Linked DNA regions of Homo sapiens: regions 2 and 3 are each linked to region 1. A link is a contact called in ENCODE Hi-C or POLR2A ChIA-PET data. All regions are on one chromosome and are shown on one strand. Each heading gives the region's core, a stretch centred on a gene start or an enhancer-like site at or near the end of the contact. The rest is flanking DNA. Distances are from core to core; before and after follow the strand shown. Region 1 holds the start of NAA16 (N-alpha-acetyltransferase 16, NatA auxiliary subunit). Region 2 overlaps ELF1 (E74 like ETS transcription factor 1). Region 3 overlaps ELF1 (E74 like ETS transcription factor 1).

Region 1 (3,541 bases), core at 88-2,587:
TCACCTTTAAACCTAAATGCATGTTTAGCAAATAAAAGCTTTTTTTCAGGTGAAAAGATAAACTAGAAAAGACAGTTACCTACTAACAATATTAGTTTAAAACCTAGGGTAGCCAGAGGATACTGAGGAAAGCAAAGGAATGCTGCCTCTTCTCCTTGGAAGAACAGAACCTGGAAAGCTACCAGGGACGCTGGCACACAGCCCACAGAAAACTGCCCACCCGGCTCCGCAGCGGTCATCACTACGGGGCCATTATTCAGGCTTCTGCTCCGCGATAAAGTAAAAATGCTCCCCTCAAATGCAAAACCAGCCAGTCCACGCGGCTTTAATTACTCAAGCAAGGCCTGTGCGACTAAAAAGCAAACAGCTGTTTTGAAGTTGGTGACAACTCAGAAACGCACTTCAAGTCAAATATTCACTTCCAAAGAGGTAAATAAGGTACATTACAAACAGGCAAACTTTTTCCCAAAGGGAGGTGGTGCCAGGCCTGGCTTCCTAAAGTTGCCGGTTTTATTTCCTCGTAACCAGGAAAAATTCCACCATCGCATCGATCCCGCTTTAATAGGTATGCGGGTGTGCTGTGCAATCTAACTAAACGCAAAGCAGAGAATGCAGAACGCAAAACACCTAGCCGAGGAGAGACTGGCAAAATAAACCACCGGGGGAGGATCCCTGAGGGGCTGCTGCGAGCCCGGCGCGGCAGAGAGCACGGCAGCCACTACCGGCCGAGGCGGCTGTGCCCGGGCACTGCGGAGAGCGGCGTGAAGTTTCTGGAAAGAGCGCGGCGGGGGTGAGGCGAGCCGCAGAAGACCGCGGAAAGGAAGCGCACGGAGGAGCGGCTCGGCAGCCCCCGTGGGCCGGCCGGAGCGGGAAAGTGGGGTCCCGCGACCTCCGAGGTAAACAAAGAGCGGTGGGCAGCGGAGGCCAAGCCTGGCCCGCGCCGGCCGCCGCCAGACCGCTTGCCCTTAAGGCCCGAGGACCCGGGGACCGGGGGGCGGCAGCGCGGCCTACGGCCACTCACCAAGATGCGTTTGAAGAGGTTGCTCTCCTTGGGCGGCAGCAGCACGTTCGGCATCGTGGCCGGCAGGGAGGCTAGGTGGCCGGCAGGGAGGCTAGGTGCCCGGGCGCTCCGCTTCGCGGGGGTGGGCACCGGGACGAACCGCTGCTGAGAGTCGGGCTGCGGGCGATGGATTAGTTCATTGGTCTACAGTTGCAATTGGGCAGCCTGGCTGTTCGGCACGGGTGGCAATGGAGAAGGAAGGCGGTCTGAGCAGGACACGCTTCCCCTGGGCTCCGCTTTTTGGCCAGCGGCGGCGGCGGCGGTTCCCGCGCACTGCAAGATGGCAGCCAGGGTCCGCCTCCCGAGCCGGATCCTGTGCGCATGCGCGGAGCGCCCTTTGGCGAGGGGCTGCGGGTGACTACGGGGGCGTAGCGGGGACCAACCGCGTGGATTTGCCTTGTGCTGCGGCTCTCCTCGCCGCAATCTCGGCACCCCCTGGGGCTCAGGCGAGCTGTCACCAAAACCTTGGAGTCCCATGGGGTGGTGAGTCACCACCCTCATTCACCATTGCTCCTATGCATCAGAACGCCTCATAAGACTCCTACTTATTGTCTGCTTCTCCTTGCAATAAAGTAATAAATAAAAACGAGAATTTTCTTTTAAGTAGAAAAGAGAAGACACTGACTTGTATTGCACTCTTGATAAGCTTGTGGCGCAAGATAATGTTAGTTATGACTCTGAAGAGTCAGAGTTTTTTGCATTTCTCCCCATTTAGGAATTTAAGTGTCCGATGCAAAGTAGACTTTTGATGAAAGATGAACTTGTTTTCTTTCCTTTTCCTCCTTGATTCAGACTCTAAGTAGAAGCCTTCTCTTTCCAGGGCAAACCAAACAAACATTTACAATCTTTGTTTTTGTTTGGTTGGTTGGTTTTGAGATGGAGTATCGCTCTTGTCGCCCAGGCTGCAGTGCAGTGGCGCTATCTGGGCTCACTGCAACCTCCGCCTCCTGAGTTCAAAGGATTCTCCTGCCTCAGCCTCCCGAGTGGCTGGGATTACAGGCATGCGCCACCACACCCGGCTAATTTTGTATTTTTAGTAGAGACAGGCTTTCACCATGTTGGCCAGGATGGTCTTGATCTCTTGACCTCGTGATCCGCCCCCGCGTCAACCTCCGAAAGTGCTGGGATTACAGGCGTGAGCCACCACACCTGGCCGGAATTACGGTTTTATAAGGCCACTGGTCTTCTGAGTCTACCTACCCTTTCTCTTCAGATGGTTCCCCTTCCTGAAAGCCATATAATAATGGGAGAAACAGGCTTCAAATTCAGGATCTTCCAACTCTGGGATACTCTCTACAACAAATAAAAGGCAGCATATTGATGGTAATGTGTGAGTCTAGAAAGATACAACAGTGGCAAGAATAAACCATACATTCAGTGTAGGGTTAGTAGTAAGGTGTGTGTAAACATTAGGTACATAAGTTTATTTATACATGTGCTGAATCTTAATGGGTGCATATTTCTGAGACTATAAAGTAATTGATGAGTAACTGCATTTAGTCGGCTGTAATCAGAACTGGGCTGCCCTTTTTTATTTTCCTTTTTTTGAGACGATGTTTTGTTCTTGTTGCCGAGGCTGGAATGCAATGGCGCTATCTCAGCTCCCTGTAACCTCCGCCTCCCAGGTTCAAGCGATTCTCCTGCCTCAGCCTCCCAAGTAGCAGGGATGACAGGCATGCACCACCACACCTGGCTAATTTAGTATTTTTAGTAGAGACGGGGTTTCTCCATGTTGGTCAGGCTGGTCTCAAACTCCCGACCTCAGGTGATCTGCCCACCTCGGCCTTCCAAAGTGCTGGGATTACAGGTGTGAGCCACAGTGCCTGCCTATTTGATTTTCCTTCTTTCTAGCCTAAGTTGGTTGGACATGAAAGAATCATAGGAGTCTTTTTTTTTCTTTCAATCTCCTACGTTTCACACATGATTTTAAAGCATCATAGGAGTCCTTTAAAATAGGGAAAGTACTGTCATTAAAATTGGGGGTCCACAGCAATCCCATTGCTGGGTATATACCCAAAAGAATATAAATTGTTCTACCGTAAAGACACATGCACAGCCAGGTGCAGTGACTCACGCCTGTAATCCCAGCACTTTGGGCGGCTGAGGCAGGCGGATCACCCTGAGCTCAGGAGTTGGAGACCAGCCGGGGCAACATGGCAAACACACACACACACACACACACACACACACACACACACACACTAGCTGGGCATAGTGGCGAGTGCCTGTAGTCCCAGCTACTTGGGATGCTGAGGTGCGAGGATCAATTGAGCCTGGGAGACAGGTTGCAGTGAGCCAAGATCATGCCACTGCACTCCAGCCTGGGCAACAAACTGCCTCAAAAAAAAAAAGGACACATGCACGTGTATGTTCATCGCAGCACTATTCACAATAAAAAGACATGGAAGTAACCTAGATGCCCATCGGTGGACTGGATAAAGAAAATGTGGTACACCATGGAATACTACACAGCCACAAAAA
Region 2 (4,071 bases), core at 1,365-3,864, 330 kb after region 1:
CTAAATTGTGGTAGCCTTCTAAAAAGGCTTATACATGTTTCCTTTTTACTTTTTAGGCTGAGTGAAAATGTAAGGCAAGATGATATGATATAGTAAACTTGGGAGATAATAATAGTAAAACTCTAAGACTTAAAGTAGTAAATAGGGAAATCTACAAACCCTCTGCACCAGTTGTTTCAGTTAAAAATATGGTTGAAAATGATTTATCCCAAATATCAAGAGATTGCATAATATATAAAAGCATTTTAATTGACAGTTGTACTGGGGTATGGTAAGGTACTTTTGCTAGGTATTTGTCTAGGGGATTTCTTATTTTTCCAGATATTCTGCTAAGGAAAAAATATTAATGAAGTTCTGTTAATATAGATATAAAGGTACCAGTAGGAAATCTGGGCTTTTCTTGCTTTCTTTGCCACTAACTGGCTGTGTGTCCTTGGACACATCAGAATGCTCTAGGCCTAAATTCTTTTTTCTTTTCAGTGAATATGTTGTCCTAGGTAATCCTTAGATCTTTTTCAGCTCTAATATCCTGTGATTTCACACTTTTAGATTGAGAATGGGCAAACTTTGGAAGACTGTGTGCAGTTTATCTTCATACCACTGACTTCATTTCTGCTGGGAGCTAATATAGAGCCTTCTACCATGTTATAATAGAAAACAGATTTTTTAAAAGACCAAACTATGGTCAATCACACAGGAATTCAGTCATTACAGATTATGGGTTTATTGCTTGCTTCTCATTTCTACTTGGTATAACTTCACTTCTTTTCTCTCACTTTCTTACTCTGTTTTCTTTCATTTCTGTTATATTTTTTCAATGGTTTTTCCGAATATTGCATTTCTTACCATGACTATCTGTATATACTGAAAAGAGCCCTTTTATTAGGTTACCACATCTTGTGAAAGTTCTTTCTGTTCAGTTACTTGGTGTCTAGAGTTACTGTAGCATTCCAGTTTTTTAGATACTGCCAACCTACAAACATGCCATATGTACATAAACAGACACAGTCTGAATTACATACTTCATTAGAGAAGTCATTCAACCACGTCATTGCTTTAAGCTGGTATATTTCACCTTCTTTATCCCAGAATTGTCTGATCTAAAACCTTTTTGTTTGATTGATTCTCTTTATTAATTTTCTTTCTTTTTTTTTTTTTTTTTTTTGAGACAGAGTCTTGCTCTGTTGCCCAGGCTAGAGTATAGTGGCGTGCCTCGGCTTACCACAGCTTCTGCCTCCTGGGTTCAAGCAATTCTCCTGCCTCAGTCTCCCAAGTAGCTGGGATTACAGGCACTCACCACCATGCCCAGCTAATTTTTTTTTTGTGTTTTTGGTAGGGACGGGGTTTCACCATGTTGGTCAGGCTGGTCTCGAACTCCTGACCTCAGGTAATCTACCCGCCTCGGCCTCCCAAAGTGCTGGGATACAGGCGTGAGCCACGGCACCGGACTATTTATTAATTTTCACCATAAACAGTTGGTACCATAGTAACTTAAAAGGAGAGCAGTGATTTTCGGCCGGGTGCTGTGGCTCACGCCTGTAATCCCAGCATTTTGGGAGGCCGAGGCGGGTGGATCACAAGGTCAGGAGATCGAGACCATCCTGGCTAACACGGTGAAAGCCCGTCTCTACTAAAAAATACAAAAAATTAGCCGGGCGTGGTGGCGGGCGCCTGTAGTCCCAGCTACTCAGGAGGCTGAGGCAGGAGAATGGCGTGAACCCGGGAGGCGGAGCTTGCAATGAGCCGAGATGGCGCCACTGCACTCCAGCCTGGGCGACAGTGAGACTCCCACTCAAAAAAAAAAAAAAAAAAGAGCAATGATTTTCTAAAAATATATTTATGAATTCGTGGGTTTAATATCCTTGTGTCTAAAAACCTTTCTGAAGGAATCTTAAATTTACATTCAATCAGTGATCAATTTTGACTATCATATTTTTTTTAGTACCTGAAATCTTCTATAATAAATTAAACAAGTAGCCATTTGAAGTGGTTGTAGTAGCTAGTAGTGTGGCTGAGGGTTTTGTGTTTACCATCAGTGAAGTCATTTTGTTTGGAATGAGGCATAATGGGACTCTGTGTTAGGGAAGCTTGCCAGAGTGAAGTCCTCGCCTTGAAGCAGCAGGATTTGTTAAAAAGACGCCAAACCTTGAAGCACTGGAATAGAATTACAGTTTTGTTGACAATGGGCTATAATGTTCTTTTTCTGGAGTCTAGCAAATAGCTATGGTAATAGAGACTTCCAGGGAGTACAGAAATGACCCTTAAGGAATTATTAGTTACCTAGCATGCACCTGTTACATATTTCTTGCATATACTTACAGCGCTAAAGAAGCTAATGTTAATTCAGTGCATGTTATGTGCCAAGTATTCTGCACATGCATTTTTGCATCTACACAACAGCTCTAGGTTTTGGTATTACTTTACCCGTTTTACAGAAGGAAGAGACTTGAGACTGACACCTATTTTATGGAAAGAGGGGACTGAGACACCAAGCAAGTAACTTGTCCAGTCTTCTGTCACACTGCAGAAGATTGGCACCCAATCGGTCTGACTCCAGAGCCTGTTCTCTGAACTGCTTTGTGTTACTATTTTACTTTAACTCCAAAGCTTATTTTGGGGATGACAGGTTAGGAACCTTGTTGCTAAGTATTCCTGTGGCATGTCTCCTTGGAGAATAAGAATATGGTCCTCACCCAATTAAGAGACATCTGAGCCAGCCTAAGATTTTTTTATTATCTGGTAGATGTCTGCCTGGATGCCCTCTGAAAACTGTGCAAATAAGTTGACCGCTTATGTCTGTGTGATGAAGAAGTAGTTTCACTTATGTTTTTCCTTGTTACTTTATAAAGACTGACACTTTGAAAAAAACATGTTTGAGAACTATTAATACAGCAGAGTGCTTCCTGACTATAATAGATAATTAAGGATGGGTAAATTTAAACAAGTTTTAAATTTACTGAGGACCTTTCAATTTGTTAGGTTAGAACAGAAGCCTTTTTTCTAATCCGAGTGCCCATATTTTTTTTCCATCTAAGACCGTATTTGAGGAATTAGATGATGCATTTAGTTTTGGACATGTTTTTTACACACTGACTTCAAGGGGCACTGATGTAGACTTGTCTTATAGTTTAGTGACTGGATTTGGAGCTCAGAAGCTGAACCTAGAGATGGAGATTTTAAAAATTTTTTACATATGCGTTTACTTAATCTGTGTTATAAACTGTTATAGCAGAAAGGACTTTGGTGGATTTTAGAGGCCCAGCTGTATATTACAGTTTTAGAGAGAGTCCTGATTTAGGAAACAAGAATTCTAGTTTTAGTTCTGTTTTGCTTGTAGACCGTGAGAACTTGACCACCCCAATTTACTAATTAAAAATGGAATCATTGATTTAGATCTTCAGTCTTGTCTGTTACTGAAAAAATTGTAAGATACCTGGGCTTTGTAATCAAAGATTATAAGAATCTTTGATATCTACAGGTGCTCCCTCTGGATCAGGTATCAGAAAATGTATTCTCAAGAATCACCTTGATGCAGAAGAGTATATAAGTACACAGGGGAGAGGAAGAGGAGCAGGAAAGATGACAGAGAATCAAAGACATGATTGAGCCAGTAAAATGCTTTTCTTTGCTTACACATTTTCAGTTTGTGGACTTCTCTATAGAAATAAGCAAAAGCTACATGCCAGAGCAAAAGTGTCTTTTTCTGCTGCAATAAGTGGCTTAGTGATTGTGGGGAGCCATTTCAGTTTTGATTTATTACTGTTAGTTGTTAGTATGTATAAGGTGTGGGTATGTTGGTTGCTTATCCTGATTTTTTAGATTTCTGAAAGACAACTGTTAAAGCACAGTAGCAGTGTGGAAGTGCTGGTACGAAAAGGTACATGACAGCAGTGGAAAAGAAAGTGAAACTTAAATTTACCTAGACGTATTCACACTGGCCATTGGCACAATGTCATTTTGCATTTATGAACAAATGGGTTTTGAAATAGCCTTCTGGAACCTAATCTTTTACAGAGAAACTTCTGTATCAGCAAACATCCCTTGATTCTGGTTATGTTTTCTTACTCTCGT
Region 3 (3,972 bases), core at 1,435-3,934, 380 kb after region 1:
GTAACTGCCTATTGTTTAAGGATAGAATAATAAATACTCATCTTTAGTATTTACTAAAGATGAAGTTGCTCAGGACTTAAGTGGCGGCAGTCTGTTGTAATGGTAAGGCGGCACATCGGCTCTGCAGTCAGATGGCCTCTCTTCTTCTCTAACTGGTCACCTTATGCAAGCTGTTGCAACCTGTTTGTGCATCAGTGTTTTCGTATGTAAGATGGGGATAATATTTGTAGGGTGGCAAGGTTATACATATTATAAGGTTATGCATATTGATGTAATCTGTGTGCTAACTATATGCCAAGTACTATTTTATCTATGTGTATGTTATGTAAACTCTTGTCATGGGAAGCCCTTAGGCCTTTTTTATTTAAAAATGGTATCTGGGCTGGGCACGGTGGCTCACGTGATGCCAATGATGTCAGGAGTTCAAGAACAGCCTGGCCAACGTGGTGAAACCCTGTTCCTACTAAAAATACAAAAAAATTAGCTGGGCATGGTGGCGGGTGCCTATAATCCCAGCTACTCGGGAGGCTGAGGCAGAGAATTGCTTGAACCTGGAAGGTGGAGGTTGCAGTGAGCTGAGATCACACCACTGCACTCCAGCCTGGGCAACAGAGCGAGACTCCATCTCAAAAAAAAAAAAAAAATGGTATCTGGCTATAGCGTCAGGTACTGTACCCAGGCTCCCATCTCACCCCAGATTTCCCTGAATCAAATGGGCAAGAGAACTTGGGTGGCCATCTAAGTTTGGTAATCTGTATCCTGCGTGAATGGGCGGGCTCTAGTCATCCTGTGTCTTTATTCCCACTTCTTTTGAACGTGTCCTGAATTGCTCTGGGTCTTTGTTTCATCTTTCCACCAAGCCAATTTGTTTTTCTCCTCCACTATTTTATTTCTCATATGTGAGAAACAGACTGCATAACTAACTTTCAAAATGTAGCTTTAATAATCTAGTGGTAATATTTAACGCTTGGTTTATGGAGACTAGTCTAGCTGTCAGCTGTTTGAAATAGCAAGTATCTTTCATTAAATAACTTTACAGAATTCAAAGGAAACAGTTGACATCCAGATACTGAGATTTTTCAACACCATTTGTTTTATACTATATTAACAATAACCTTAACTATAAATTTCAGAGCTGTGAACTTTTTAAATTAGATTGACTCATAATATCATTTATGTAACTTTCTCTTCAATGAGTGGGATTAACAACCTACATAAACTAGATTTTGCATTAAAGGATTTTATGTTAAACTGTAGCTTTATGACCAAAATTTGTGAAAATTATTTGAACCTGGAAAACTGCTAAAACATGCTTCTATGTATTTTTCCAAAGCTTAGCCATATTTTCTCTACCAGTCCAAGAGCCCTGACAGGTTAATTATAATCATGGCTTGTTTCATCTAAATATGACATGAAATGTGAGCTATTAAAATTCTAAGAATTCTGTCATATGGTTAAGACTGAGGTAGGTTTTTTGTTTAGGTTAATTAAGCACTTCTCCCTTTATATGTAAAAACAGGTTGAATACAATTATATGAATTTTGGTAATTATTGTGGATGAGCATGTTGGTAACATTATCTCTCAAATATTAAAATAGCAGGCCGGGCACAGTGGCTCATGCCTATAATCCCAGCACTTTGGGAGGCCGAGGCGGGTGGATCACCTGAGGTCAGGACTTTGAGACCAGCCTGACCAACATAGAAAACCCCATCTCAATTAAAACTACAAAAATTAGCCGGGCGTGGTGGCACGTGACTATAATCCCAGCTACTCGGGAGGCTGACAGGAGAATGGCTTGAACCCAGGAGGCAGAAGCTACAGTGAGCCAAGATCACGCCACTGTACTCCAGCCTGAGCAACAAGAGTGAAACTCCATCTAAAAAAAAAAAAAAAAAAAAAAAAGCAGGAATGAATCAAACAGATTTGCTTTTAAATTCCTAATTTTAAGAAGCTCATGCAAACTTCTTGCTAAGCATTTTAACATCCTCCTCCTTCCCCAACAAAATTAGCTCCTCATTTGTGTTAATGTGGCCCTATGTACAGACCTTTCTTCCATAGCACTCAGCAGATGGTATCATAGTTAATGGCCTGAGAGTTTTGTGTTAGGCATCTCTGTATGTAGTGTTTAATACAAAGTCTGGCATGATATTGGTCATGCTCTGTTGAAAATATGGGAAGCAGCATTTTGAAACACATAACTGGTATTTTGTAAAATGACTTGTCAAGTGTTAAAGTTTTAAATGATGTAGAATATGCTAATTGTCTCACTTTAATTTCATCATCTCAATAGGACTATACAGGCTCCAACCCAAGTTCCAGTGGTTGTGTCTCCTAGGAATCAGCAGTTGCATACAGTAACACTCCAAACAGTGCCACTCACAACAGTTATAGCCAGCACAGATCCATCAGCAGGTACTGGATCTCAGAAGTTTATTTTACAAGCCATTCCATCATCACAGCCCATGACAGTACTGAAAGAAAATGTCATGCTGCAGTCACAAAAGGCGGGCTCTCCTCCTTCAATTGTCTTGGGCCCTGCCCAGGTTCAGCAGGTCCTTACTAGCAATGTTCAGACCATTTGCAATGGAACCGTCAGTGTGGCTTCCTCTCCATCCTTCAGTGCTACTGCACCTGTGGTGACCTTTTCTCCTCGCAGTTCACAGCTGGTTGCTCACCCACCTGGCACTGTAATCACTTCAGTTATCAAAACTCAAGAAACAAAAACTCTTACACAGGAAGTAGAGAAAAAGGAATCTGAAGATCATTTGAAAGAGAACACTGAGAAAACGGAGCAGCAGCCACAGCCTTATGTGATGGTAGTGTCCAGTTCCAATGGATTTACTTCTCAGGTAGCTATGAAACAAAACGAACTGCTGGAACCCAACTCTTTTTAGTTAATATACCAAAGCTTATGAATAATTGTTTGTTAATTGAACATTTTCAATTATATGCAGACTGACTGATTCTAAGATAAATTCTAAGGAGGTTTCTAATTTTGTAATTGTTAAAAATAGAGTTAATTTTGACTTTGTTAGATGAGGGAGGAAAACTCAACTGTTTCTCTTTGTTATCTAAATGTTTCAGAATTCAATCGTGAAGGAACAGGCATTTTACACTATGAAGACATTCTTTTGAGATTTTTATTTCAGTTGCTATATCATAAGCATTTTTAAAGTTTCTTTTCTAATTTTACATTGTATTAGATTTTCTGATTCTTTTGTAAATACAGAACTTAAATAGAAGGCAACAGGAAATTTATATAGGAACTATTTTCATTCCACTTGTGTAAGTTAAGTCTTGACTCTTTCAAATGCAAAAAACCTATTTTATGCTTTGTTAAAATTATGGTGTCACTTAGATTGACTTTAGTTGACTGCACTATATAATATAGAACTATGAATATGTAGAATAACATGAAAAATTGGAGGTGCTGGTGGTATGGCTGACCCTGTTTCAGAAGCAGGATAGTATAAAAGCATCAGCCTAAGAATGGCACTCCCACTAACTAGCTATGTAATCTTGACCTCTTTGGGCTTTAGTTCCTCTCATAAAAGGAAGAGATGTATTGGATTAGACTAGATGATCACCACTTTCTCTTCTAGTTCTAATTTTTTTAATTCTAATACCTATATTTTCAAGTTATGTCAATTAAATCATTATCAGGTTATTTCCTAATGTAAGAATAGCTAAAATGTTGCAGAGAAATAAGTGACCCAACAAAATTTATTCATCTGTTATGGGTAAGATCTGCCATAAATTCTTCCTAAATAATTTGTTTACTAACTCTTTAGGCCACTGTGCTTTGCGGTCCATTAGTAAACTTGTGTTGCTAAGTGCTAAACAGAATACTGCTATTTTGAGAGAGTCAAGACTCTTTCTTAAGGGCCAAGAAAGCAACTTGAGCCTTGGGCTAATCTGGCTGAGTAGTCAGTTATAAAAGCATAATTGCTTTATATTTTGGATCATTTTTT

Evidence for each region. A loop is a pair of places that touch in the nucleus more often than their neighbours do. ChIA-PET counts read pairs that join two places held with the same protein, here RNA polymerase II (POLR2A). Pooled maps may share reads with other maps.
Region 2: a loop to region 1 is called in a map of CD8-positive, alpha-beta T cell, with 3 times the contacts of the local background. The contact joins the enhancer-like site here to the promoter of NAA16 in region 1. A Hi-C loop is called at or near these places in 4 of 168 maps with a recorded cell type or tissue (CD8-positive, alpha-beta T cell, OCI-LY7 and naive thymus-derived CD4-positive, alpha-beta T cell), 4 of 37 single-sample maps with no recorded cell type and 14 of 50 pooled maps.
Region 3: a loop to region 1 is called in a pooled map, with 2.1 times the contacts of the local background. The contact joins the enhancer-like site here to the promoter of NAA16 in region 1. A Hi-C loop is called at or near these places in 2 of 168 maps with a recorded cell type or tissue (CD8-positive, alpha-beta T cell and naive thymus-derived CD4-positive, alpha-beta T cell), 1 of 37 single-sample maps with no recorded cell type and 12 of 50 pooled maps. POLR2A ChIA-PET finds 5 or more read pairs at or near these places in 1 of 52 experiments (T-cell).

Annotation. Positions count from the first base shown.
Region 1 is chr13:41,309,063-41,312,603 of GRCh38, reverse strand. NAA16 (N-alpha-acetyltransferase 16, NatA auxiliary subunit) reads right to left here and starts at 1,337. Exons shown (of 20, transcript NM_024561.5): 1 at 1,022-1,337. The coding sequence starts at 1,075. It also overlaps a transcript of MTRF1 not described here.
Region 2 is chr13:40,984,679-40,988,749 of GRCh38, reverse strand. All of the region lies in intron 1 of ELF1 (E74 like ETS transcription factor 1), which reads left to right. Among named protein-coding and RNA genes, the nearest start is that of ELF1, 33 kb to the left of the region's middle. RefSeq lists an enhancer at 3,589-3,868. Within about 2 kb of position 2,614, at least 4 of the 41 ENCODE cell types and tissues checked have a DNase peak (open chromatin) inside an H3K27ac peak, as active enhancers do; they include CD8-positive, alpha-beta T cell, where a contact is called at or near this core.
Region 3 is chr13:40,932,348-40,936,319 of GRCh38, reverse strand. It overlaps ELF1 (E74 like ETS transcription factor 1), which reads left to right. Exons shown (of 9, transcript NM_172373.4): 9 at 2,292-3,972. The coding sequence ends at 2,895. Among named protein-coding and RNA genes, the nearest start is that of ELF1, 85 kb to the left of the region's middle. Within about 2 kb of position 2,684, at least 3 of the 41 ENCODE cell types and tissues checked have a DNase peak (open chromatin) inside an H3K27ac peak, as active enhancers do.